Regions from separate parts of the Homo sapiens genome. Here region 2 is linked to region 1. Evidence: read pairs that join two places in POLR2A ChIA-PET (ENCODE). Cell type or tissue: OCI-LY7. All regions are shown on one strand. Each heading gives the region's core, and the rest is flanking DNA. Links, peaks and the distances in the headings are about the cores only.

Evidence for each region. Peaks named below come from ENCODE experiments on the same cell type or tissue, not always from the same donor. Only the 100,000 strongest peaks of a DNase experiment are listed, where the experiment ranks them.
Region 2: POLR2A ChIA-PET joins it to region 1 with 9 read pairs; 3 of 35 experiments call an interaction of 5 or more read pairs at or near these places.

Annotation. Positions count from the first base shown.
Region 1 is chr9:130,004,536-130,009,905 of GRCh38, reverse strand. All of the region lies in intron 1 of FNBP1 (formin binding protein 1), which reads left to right. Among named protein-coding and RNA genes, the nearest start is that of FNBP1, 36 kb to the left of the region's middle. RefSeq lists enhancers at 1,906-1,955, 2,116-2,265. In OCI-LY7, for the core only: no CTCF peak of the experiment used is centred there; a DNase peak (open chromatin) is centred at 2,275; H3K4me3 peaks cover 1,400 bases; H3K27ac peaks cover 2,721 bases.
Region 2 is chr9:130,432,330-130,437,699 of GRCh38, reverse strand. HMCN2 (hemicentin 2) reads right to left here. Exons shown (of 98, transcript NM_001291815.2): 97 at 5,145-5,271; 98 at 3,577-4,352. The coding sequence ends at 4,007. LOC107987134 (a long non-coding RNA gene) reads left to right here and starts at 3,885. Exons shown (of 3, transcript XR_007061816.1): 1 at 3,885-4,079. In OCI-LY7, for the core only: no CTCF peak of the experiment used is centred there; no DNase peak of the experiment used is centred there.

The sequences.
Region 1 (5,370 bases), core at 177-5,176:
TTAAATTCAATGGATTCTCTTGCCTCAGCCTCCTGAGTAGCTGGGATTACAGGTGCAGGTGCGTGCCGCCATGCCAGGCTAATTTTTGTTTTTTGTTTTTGTTATGAGACGGAGTCTTGCTCTGTTACCAGGCTGGAGTGCAGTGGCACGATCTCGGCTGACTGCAGCCTCCACCTCCCGGGTTCAAGCAATTATCCTGCCTCAGCCTCCCGAGTAGATGAGACTACAGGCCCATGCCACCACACCCAGCTAATTTTTGTATTTTTAGTAGAGTTGGGGGTTTCACCATGTTGGCCAGGATAGTCTCAATCTCTTGACCTTGTGATCCGCCCGCCTTGGTCTCCTGAAGTGCTGGAATTACAGGCGTGAGTCATTGTGCCCAGCCATTTTTTTTTTTAGTAGAAATGAGGTTTAGTAGAGATGCCCATGTTGGCCAGGCTGGTCTCAAACTCCTGACCTCAAGTGATCCGCTTGCCTCGGCCTCCCAAAGTGCCAGGATTATAGGCGTGAGCCACTGCGTCCAGCCCCTCTTAGCAATTTTTACCTTTTAGCTCTAGCACCTATTCCCATAGAGTTTTTCATGCAAGTCCTTGAGTCAGATGCTCAACTATGGCAGTGGGGTTGAGAAGTGGGATCCCTTCTCTTAGAAAGGGACATCACCTATGTGTTTGCAGAGCCATCTTAAAGTGGGAAGTGAATGAATTGGCAAGCGTTTTAGTGGAAAATCTTTTTCCTTGGTGTTAACTAAGTTTCAGATGCCAGGGCCTTAAACATTTTTTTCCTGTAATATTTTTGTAATATTTTGCACCCACTCTACCACTGCCCCCTCCAACTTGGAAATATTTAGAGTTTAGAAATAAGTCAGGACTTTAAAAATCTGGCTTTTTCTTCTCATTAATAATTTAGCTTGTATACTTCTTTCTTCTTTAGTCTTTGGATTGCATTCAAAGTTCTCCCTGGTATTTAGAGTGAGATTTCTTTCTCTCTCTATCACCCTCTTTTCTTCCTTTCCTGGGTCGGTCTTGAACTTGTTTTCTGGGGGAGAGAATCACCTATGGAGACTAGTGTGGGATGTTTGAGAGGCACAGTTGGTTTTCCAGGGCTGAGAAGAATGCAGGACAGCTAGAGGCGGGGAAGCTGGTTGAACCTTTGCACCTGCTGATTGATCAAGCTTGGGAAAGAGACCAATTCATATTTAGACAGCTTTCGTGGTCCAATCTCTGCATAGAAATCAGGAAATGAACCAGAAGATTCCGTTTTCAGGTTGAAGCCAGACACTGAGGGGCTTGACTAAGCTCCTCTTGCTTACAATAAAATGGAGCATTTTTTAAATTATAAAGAGCAAGATTTTGCTTTCTGAGATTAGCGTCGATCTTTCATCAGTGTTGATGCAGCCAAACACAGTTACAAGTTATATCCATCCTTCTAAGACTAATTTTATAACTTCATTATCCCTAATACTTTTCCTCTTCAAGTTATTTGACAATACCATACCTATCTGGAGGAGTAATTTTTAAACTATTTAAAAAATTAGGTGGTTTTTTCGGTTTGTTTTTTGAGACAGAGTCTCACTCTGTTGCCCAGGCTGGAGTGCAATGGCACAATCTGGCTCACTGCAGCCTCGACCTCCCCAGGCCCAGGTCATCCTCCCACCTCAGCCTCCCAAGTAGTGGGACCCACAGGCGCATGACACCACACCCAGCTAATTTTTATTTTTATTTTTTGTGCAGAGTGGGTCTCGCCATGTTGCTCAGGCTGGTCTCGAACTCCTGGGCTCAAGTGATCCTCCCATTCAGCCTCCCCAAGTGCTGGGATTATAGTCATTGAGCCATGACGCCCAGCAGAAATTAGGTGTTTTTTTTTTTTTAATGAAAAAAAGTAAGCAGTTTAATTTTTTTTTTTTTTTTTGAGACAGAGTCTCACTCTGTCACCCAAGCTGGAGTGCAGTGGTGCGATCTTGGCTCACTGCAACCTCCACCTCCCAGGTTCAAGTTCCTGAATAGCTGGGATTACAGGCGCTCGCCACCATACCCAGCTAATTTTTGTATTTTTAGTAGAGACGGGGTTTTGCCATTTTGGCCAGGCTGGTCTTGAACTCCTGACCTCAGGTGATCCAGCCACCTGGGCCTCCCAAAGTGTTGGGATTACAGGCGTGAGCCACCACGCCGGCCTTAAAATCTTATTTTTTTACAGTGTCTTTCACTCCGCATCTTTGGGGCAGTTAGAGATGTTTGTTTTTGTTTGTTGCTTTTACCGCATCCGTAGAAACAAGAGAGGAACTGAAAGTGACTAAGGTGTTCTAAGAACGTCAAAATAGGCTAGAAGTTTATTGCTGCTTTTTAAAGGGATACATTCCATAGCAGTTTCCCCTCCTAATCTCATCTGCTCAGACTCTAGCACAGTCAAAATTCTGGCACTTTTTCTACAGGTTGTGATTTTCCCCTTTCTCTTCATTTCAGAACACATTTGGCTCAGAGCACCGCTGCATTCATTAGTCCTGAGGCTTCTACTTTCTGAGCCCTTCCATTTGTTGCACATCCAACAACAGCCTCCTTAATGCCCTTTTACACAATATAATTATTGTTATAAAAATATGAAAATGCAACTTTTTGTACTCTATGTGTCTTTCTGCATTCTTTTTTTTTTTCTTTTTTTTTTTTTTTTTTGACAGGATCTCACTCTGTTGCCCAGGCTGGAATGCAGTGGTGTGATCACAGCTGTCTGTAGCCTTGACCTCCCAGGCTCAAGTGATCCTTCCACCTCAGCCTCCTGGGTAGCTGAGACTATAGGCGTGCGCCACCACACCCAGCTAACTTTGTGTATTTTTTTTTTTTGTAGAGATGAGGGTCTTGCTATGTTGCCGAGGCTGGTCTCAAACTCCTGGGCCCAAATGATCCTCCTTCCTCAGCCTCCCAAAGTGCTGGGATTATAGGCATGAGCCGCCGCACCCGGCCTCCACATTCTTTATATCACTAACTTCATCCATATGCAGCTGCCTCCTAAACTTCAGCTAAGTTTTATTTTTTTAACCCACACATATATTTTTATCATATATTTGCTTACATTCTTATCTCGTGTTCAGAATGCAACTACAAAGAGCCATGAACGTAGTGTTTTCATTTCTACAACAGAAACAGACTCCTTAGTGTTTTCATTTCTGCAACAGAAACAGACTTATGACTAATTATAACAATTAAGCCTAAGTTTGTACCTGTTTTTATTTTATTTACTTATTTGAGACGAAGTCTTCCTCTGTCGCCCAGGCTGGAGTGCAGTGGCACCATCATGTCTCACTGCAACCTCCGCCTCCTGGGGTCAAGCGATTCTCCTGCCTCAGCCTCCCAAGTAGCTGGGATTACAGGCGCCTGCCACCATGCTTGGCTAGTTTTTTTGTTTTGTTTTGTTTCTTTTTGAGACAGAGTATCACTCTGTCACCAGGCTGGAGTGCAGTGGCATAATCTCAGCTCACTGCAACCTCCGCCTCCCAGGTTCAAGCGATTCTCCTGCCTCTGCCTCCAGAGTAGCTGAGACTACAGGCCTTTGCCACCATGCCCAGCTAATTTTTGTATTTTTAGTAGAGATGGGGTTTCACCATGTTGGTCAAGATGGATTTTTTTGTATTTTTAGTAGAGACGGGGTTTCACCATATTGGCCAGGCTGGTCTCAGACTGCTGACCTCAAGTGATCCACCCGCCTTGGCCTCCCAAAGTGCTAGGATTACAGGTGTGAGCCACCATACCCAGCCTGTACCTGTTTTTAATGGCAAGTTCTAGAATTGCATTTTAATGAGATTTGAATTCAGTAAGACCTTTCATTTTGTGTGCTTTTCCTTTCTAATTAAAATCTGTTGTATTAACTTGAATGTACAACTAGGGCACTGTGGTGCTGGAGCCCCTTTTTGTCAGTTACCTCACAGGCTCCTGCTATAGGAGACATTTTCAACCCAGGGAGCACAGCACCCTAATTCAAAAACCAGTTTCAGAAACAGCAGATGAATATATGATTTTGTGGAATCTGCATCTACTCCTATTGTCAAAACATAAGGTATCTGTGATCCTTGAAATAAACCTTCTATTCCTAAGTCACCATAGTGTTTGGAAGAAAAACAACAAAAGGAAAAAACAAATAAACCTTCTAATTCTGCCTTTCACATGTAATTTATTCTTTTTGTGGGCAAGCAATGAAGTCACTTTGGGTAATCCTTTTTCATCACTTTTAGGTTGAAAAATATATTTGAGTATTTCTGCTTTTAATATTCTCAATTTGGCAGGGCACAGTGGCTCACGCCTGTAAGCCCAGCACTTTGGGAGGCTGAGGTGGGCAGATCACAAGGTCGGGAGATCAAGACCATCCTTGCTAACATGGTGAAATCCTATCTCTACTAAAAATACAAAAAATTAGCCGGGTGTGGTGGCGGGCGTCTGTAGTCCCAGCTACTCGGGAGGCTGAGGCAGGAGAATCGCTTGAACCCGAGAGGCGGAGGTCGCAGTGAGCTGAGATCGCACCACTGCACTCCAGCCTGTGCAACAGAGCGAGACTCCGTCTCAAAAAAAAAAAAAAAAAATCTCAATTTGTCTATGGAAATTAATTTAAATCTTTGTTAAAAGCTCGAGAAGTTAATTTCAGGTGGTATTTGTGATGGCACATTTTTGTTTGTAAAGTTCTTTTTTGAGACAGAGTCTGGCTGTGTCACCCAGGCTAGAGTGTAGTGGTGCGATCTCAGCTCACTGCAACCTCCACCTCCCTGGTTCAAGTGATTCTCCTGCCTCAGCCTCCTGAGTAGCTGGGATTACAGGTGCAAGCCATCATGCCCAGCCTTTTTTTTTTTTTTTTTTTTTTTTTTGAGACAGTCTTGCTCTGTCACCAGGCTGGAGTGCAATGGCGCCATCTCATCTCACTGCAACCTCCACCTCCTGGGTTCAAGCGATTCTCCTGCTTCAGCCTCCCAAGTAGCTGGGACTACAGGTAGCTGCCACCATGCATGGCTAATTTTTGTGTTTTTAGTAGAGACAGGGTTTCACCATGTTGGCCAGGCTGGTCTTGAACTCCTGATCTCAGGTGATCCACCCACCTCAGCCTCCCAAAGTGCTGGGATTACAGGCGTGAGCCACCACGCCCGGCCTGTAAAGTTTTATAAAACTTTCTACGTTTCTGTAAGTGCAGCTTCTTTAATATTCAGAACCAAATTGATTTTTTAAAACATTTTAAATGGATATTTTCTTACAGTTACTCTTTGAGTAAATCTATACCCTCTGACACATTTTCCTCCACAGTTTGAGGAAGCTAATGCTAGTAACATAATCCTAAGGGATTCTGTTTAAACAGAGCCATTTAAGTCCTGCTTCTTAAAATGCCCAAGTCCTCAGGAAG
Region 2 (5,370 bases), core at 154-5,153, 430 kb before region 1:
GGAGCGGCCTGCAGGAGACAGCAGGGGTGAGAGAGGAGTGGCACCTCCCCTCTGTGGGTCTCCGCCTCTGCATCACCTCCACAAAGTCCCCAGCTCCATAAAAAATTAACAGCCTAGCGAAGAGCAGTGCTCCAGTTCTGACCCGTTGACCCCTGGCGTTGCACAAAGAGGGGCGTTCGGCCCAAGGAAGGCCCTCACAGGTGGACCCTGGACGAATAGGGTACAGGAGGGCCTGGGAAGCCCCTCCCGCACTTCTTCCCGCCTCCTCTAATCTCTCCACCCAGCCTGGACTTCCATCATCAGTAATTTCTGTGGTTTAAACCAGAGATCAGCAAACTCTGGTCTGAACTTGTTTTTGTAAAGCCTGCGTGCAAACTAAGAATGGCTTTTACATTTGTAAATGGTTGAAAAACATCAAAAGAAGAATATTTCATGGCACATGAAAATGATAATAAATTTGAAATGTAAGTGTCCACAAATAAAGTTTTATTGGAACACAGCTGTGCCCATCTGTTCATGGGTCCTCCGGGGCTGCTTTTGCGCTGCAATGGCAAAGGTAAGTCATTTTGACAGAGCTTGAATGTCCCGCAAAGCAGAAAGTACTATCTGGCCCCTAACAGAAAAACTTTGCAGACTGGTTTGAAGGAAACCTACAGTAAGAAGCATCCTGGAGAAGGTTCTACTGGGGCTGTTAGGTGGGAATCAAGAGTCCCAGTTTGACCATTAACCAGTCACACCTCAGTCAAGTGACTGGATCATGTTCCCTCCCTGTACCCCCCTTTCTGCATCTGTAAAATGGACACAGCGATTTTTTCTCTGTGTACCCAGAACAGCTCTGTTAAGACAGCCTGATTGTCGTTCATCTCTAGAAGGAACTAACTCAGACAACTTTCCTCATTGCCCAGATGAGAGGGAGGGGACAATTAGGGGGAGCTGACCATGTCACACTAAGTAGGAGGAACAGGGAGAGAGGCACTCTTTTCTTCAGAACCATATGCAAAAGACAACCTCTCTCTCCCAGAGGCTGTGTCAGGGGCAGCTGGCAACAAAGAGGCCACCAGGCAGGGGCTGCTGCCAGCCCAGGGAGAAGGGCAGGAATGGGAGGAGAAGGATAAACAGCCAAGCTCCGTTTCACCTACACTCCTCCCGAGACCCAGCACACTGGAGATAGGCCAACACGCAGATATGCATTGACTTTCTTAAAAACCATTTTCGTTAGAGATGGGGTCTCGCTCTCTCACCCAGGCTGGAGTGCAGTGGCCAAATCATAGCTCACTGTAGCCCCAAACTCCTGGGCTCAAGGGTCTTCCCTCCTCAGCTTCCCAGGTAGCGGTACTACAGGCATGCACCACCACACCTACCTATACATGTGCTCTTGTATAGGTCACTCATCAAAGCCAAAGTCCCTGTGGTGGCCCAAAGACCTCACAGGATCCACCCCACCCCCTTGACCTTTCTGTCTTCCCTTTCTCCCACCTCATTCATCTCCAGCCTCCCCAACCTCCTGGCTGGACCCTCCTGCCTGAGGGCCCTGACACTTGCTGTCCCCTCTTCTCCTGCCCTGACCGCCTATTAAAACTATCCCAGGGGCCGGGCACAGCGGCTCACATCTGTAATTCCAGCACTTTGGGAGGCTGAGGCGAGTGAATCACTTGAGGTCAGGAGTTTGAGACCAGCCTGGCCAACATGGTGAAACCCCGTCTCTACTGAAAATACAAAAATTAGGCCAGGCGCGGTGGCTCACGCCTGTAATCCCAGCACTTTGGGATGCTGAGGTGGGTGAATCACCTGAGGTCAGCAGTTCGAGACCAGCCTGATCAACATGGAGAAACCCTGTTTCTACTAAAAATACAAAATTAGCTGGGCATGGTGGTGCATGCCTGTAATACTAGCTACTCGGGAGGCTGAGGCAGGAGAATGGTGTGAACCCGGGAGGTGGAGCTTAAAGTGAGCCAAGATCGCGCCACTGCACTCCAGCCTGGGCGACAGGGCCAGACTCTGTCTCAAAAAAAAAAAAAAAAAAGACTACTTAGGAATTGTTGCACTACACTTCCATCCATCCATTCGTCCAACAAAGGCCCTTCCTGTAGATGAATTAGATGAATTATTAAGGCCAGGGCCTAGAAATGGCCCTTGCCTTCAATAATCCATCCCCCAGAAGGGGAGATGCTATCAGGAAAAAGATAGCTCAGAAGAGGACTGCAAGTGAAAGCCAGGGGTGAGCTGCAAAGGATACAAGATGACAAGCAAGCCATAAAGAAGCCCGCTGTAAGAGTCTATGACTGGAAAGCGACAAGAGTTAGAAGATAAAAATAGGCTGGGGTAAGCCAGGTGCAGTGGCACATGCCTGTAATCCCAGCACTTTGGGAGGCTGAGGTGGGCGGATCCTTTGAACCCAGGAGTTCCAGACCAGACTGAGCAACATAATGAAACCTCATCTCTACAAAACATTTAAAAAATTAGGCCGGGCGCGGTGACTCACGCCTGTAATCCCAGCACTTTGGGAGGCCGAGGCGGGCAGATCACCTGAGGTCAGGAGTTTGAGACCAGCCTGACCAATGTGGAGAAACCCCATCTCTACTAAAAATACAAAATTAGCCGGGCGTGGTGGCGCATGCCTGTAATCCCAGCTACTCGGGAGGCTGAGGCAGGAGAATCACTTGAACCCAGGAGGCGGAGGTTGCGGTGAGCCGAGATAGCACCATTGCACTCCAGCCTGGGCAACAAGAGTGAAACTCCAACTCAAAAAAAAAGAAAAAAAATTTAGCCAGGTGTGGTGGTGCATGCCTGTGGTCCCAGATACTCAGGAGGTTGAGGTAGGAGGATCGCTTGAGCCTGGGAGGCAGACATTGAGGTGAGCAGAGGTCACGCCACTGCACTCCAGCCTGGGTGACACAGCAAGATCCTATCTCAAAATAATAATAATATCACACTGGTATTTTCCTAAGGGAGTAGATATGAGGTGTTCTTGCCACAAAAATAAGTATATACAAGATGATGGGTATGTTTTAATTTTTTCAAGCCCACACAAAATCCAAATGGATATATTAATTGGTTTGACTATAGTAACCATTTCATTATGTGTATCAAAGCATCACGTTGTATGCCTTACATATATACAAAACATTAATAATTAATATAAAGGCCAGGCATGGTGGCATGTGCCTGTAGTTTCAGCTGCTCTGGAGGCTGAGGCGGGAGGATCGGGAGGCCAGGAGGTCGAGGCTGCAGTGAGCCACGATCATGTCATTTGCAACTCTAGCTTGGGCGACAGGACAAGACCCTGCCTCTAAAAAGTAAGAATTATTTTTTTTGCCACCGGCTGTTGCTGTCTTTGCAACACATTTACTCCTCATTTAATAGCCCCACAGCCCTATGGGGGAAGGGAGGGCCCTACTGCAAGAGTTTATGGATCGGAAAACTGAGGCCAGGAGGTGCCTGAGGCAGCCCTACTCCTAAGGAGAGGAGGCTGGTAGACTCAAACTGCAGTGCTCCTGGATCAGAACAGAAGGCATGGTCTCCTTCCCAGCCCAAACCCTTCCCTACAAAGCAAAATAATTAGACAAAGAAACCAAGTTGGTTAAAAAAAAATCCCTTTATATTGCAACAGGGTTCAGAATGACACCACCAGGTGTGGCCGGGCGACAGCTGCTGCCACCCCTAACGCGGGGTCTGCCCCCTCTCCCGCGCGTCCAGGTGCCCTGTGTCCCTGTCCCGCTCCCACTGAGGGGCGGATCAGACCTGGAGGTCTGATCCGGGCTTCCCCGGGCCCTGCCTGCGGGACTGGCCACCCAAGGGCCGCCCTGGACGCCTCCCTCTGTGAGGTCAGGTCCTCGCTGTCGGGGGTCAAGGCTGTGCGCAGGGTCGTGTTGACCCAAGGTCTCGCTGACGCACGGGGCGGGAGACGATGACGCTCCGCTTGCCACAGCAGGTGGCGTGGACCAAGCTTCTCCTCGACCCCTTCCTCGGGGGTCACGCCAGGGCGGCCGCCAATGCCCTCTCCCGTTTAGTAGGGGTAGGGGGACACGGCGATGAGCAAGACGAAGACGCTTTGGTGGCGCGGTGCCGCAGCACGCACGGTGAGCCGGTAGAGGCCGGCGCGGGTGAGCGCGCGACGGGTGTAGACCGCGCCAAGGCCCGCGCGCAGCGGACGCAGCGCGAAGGGGCTGCGGGGGTCGGGCTCCAGCATGCTGAGCTCGGTGCGGTTGGCGGGGACGCCGACCTCGGAGAAGGCGGTGAGGCGGGCCACGTCGTGGTGGGCGCGCACGCCCAGGGGCAGCGGCAGCAGCCGGTACTGCAGCGTAGAGGGGCCGCCCGTGCCGCAGTCCTGCGAGCAGCGCCGGAAGCACGTCCTGCGGGCGGCACAGACACACGGACAGGCGGACTCGGGGGTGCGGTCGGAGCGTGGCCCATCCGCGTAACTCAGACCTCCCTGCCAGCCCCTGCAGTTCCGCCCACGCGCTGCCCGTCCTTCTCCCGCAGAGCCCCACACGCCTTCTCTGCAGGCTCCCACGCTAGCCCGTTTTAGAGTTCAACAAACTGAAGCCCAGAGAAGCCAGAGGCCTGCCCTTTCATGGTCCCTCCAGCGGACTTTCGGGATCCATGCCCCAGGGAAGCCCAGCAGACACAGGGGAGCGATGTGCCCCTGGGCCAAGTCACCCAGTCTGGATTTGCCCTGCGGGGGCGGGGTTGGAGGTGGAGACTGCGCTTAGCCTTGCCGCGGGCATCTGCTTCCAACCCCAGCCTACGTTTCTAGTTGTAAGGCCTGGGGCAGGTCACCCGCCGGGAGAAACCTTTCCAGGGCAGCAGCTGCCACCCCTAAGGTCCCCATGTCTCCGTGTGTCTTGATGAGTGTCCGTGGCCGCTGTGAGTGGCGTGGAGGAGATGGGTTTGGTGCTGGCGTGTCTGAGTTTTGTCCTGGGGTTGTGTGAGTCTGCATGGTGGTCCTGTGTCTGGGGTTTGGTGTGTGTGCTCCTGTGTCCCCGTTCTCTCCCACTCTGGCCTCTCCCTGCCCCCAGGGCTCCGTGCGTTCCTGCCTGCATCACTTGTGTGGGGAGTGACAATGACAGGGCCAGCCTGCACCCCCAGTGACTGAAAAATGTGCTTTTCCTGAGGGCACGAGGCCCTGCCAACTCAGCCCTTACCCAGGGCTGGGGCCCTGCCGGTAGGTGGCAGGACAGGGTGTGTCCACACACTGGTAGCTGCCACGGGTGTTGAAGCACATCTGGCCGGGTCCACACTCGATGCTCTCCTCCTCGCACTCGTTGATGTCTGGATGGGGAAGTTGGTGAAGCGGGGGAGGGAGATGAAAAGATGGAGCAAAGGAGAAGGGGGGAGTGCGTGGGGAGAAGTACCTTTGGGGGACCAGTG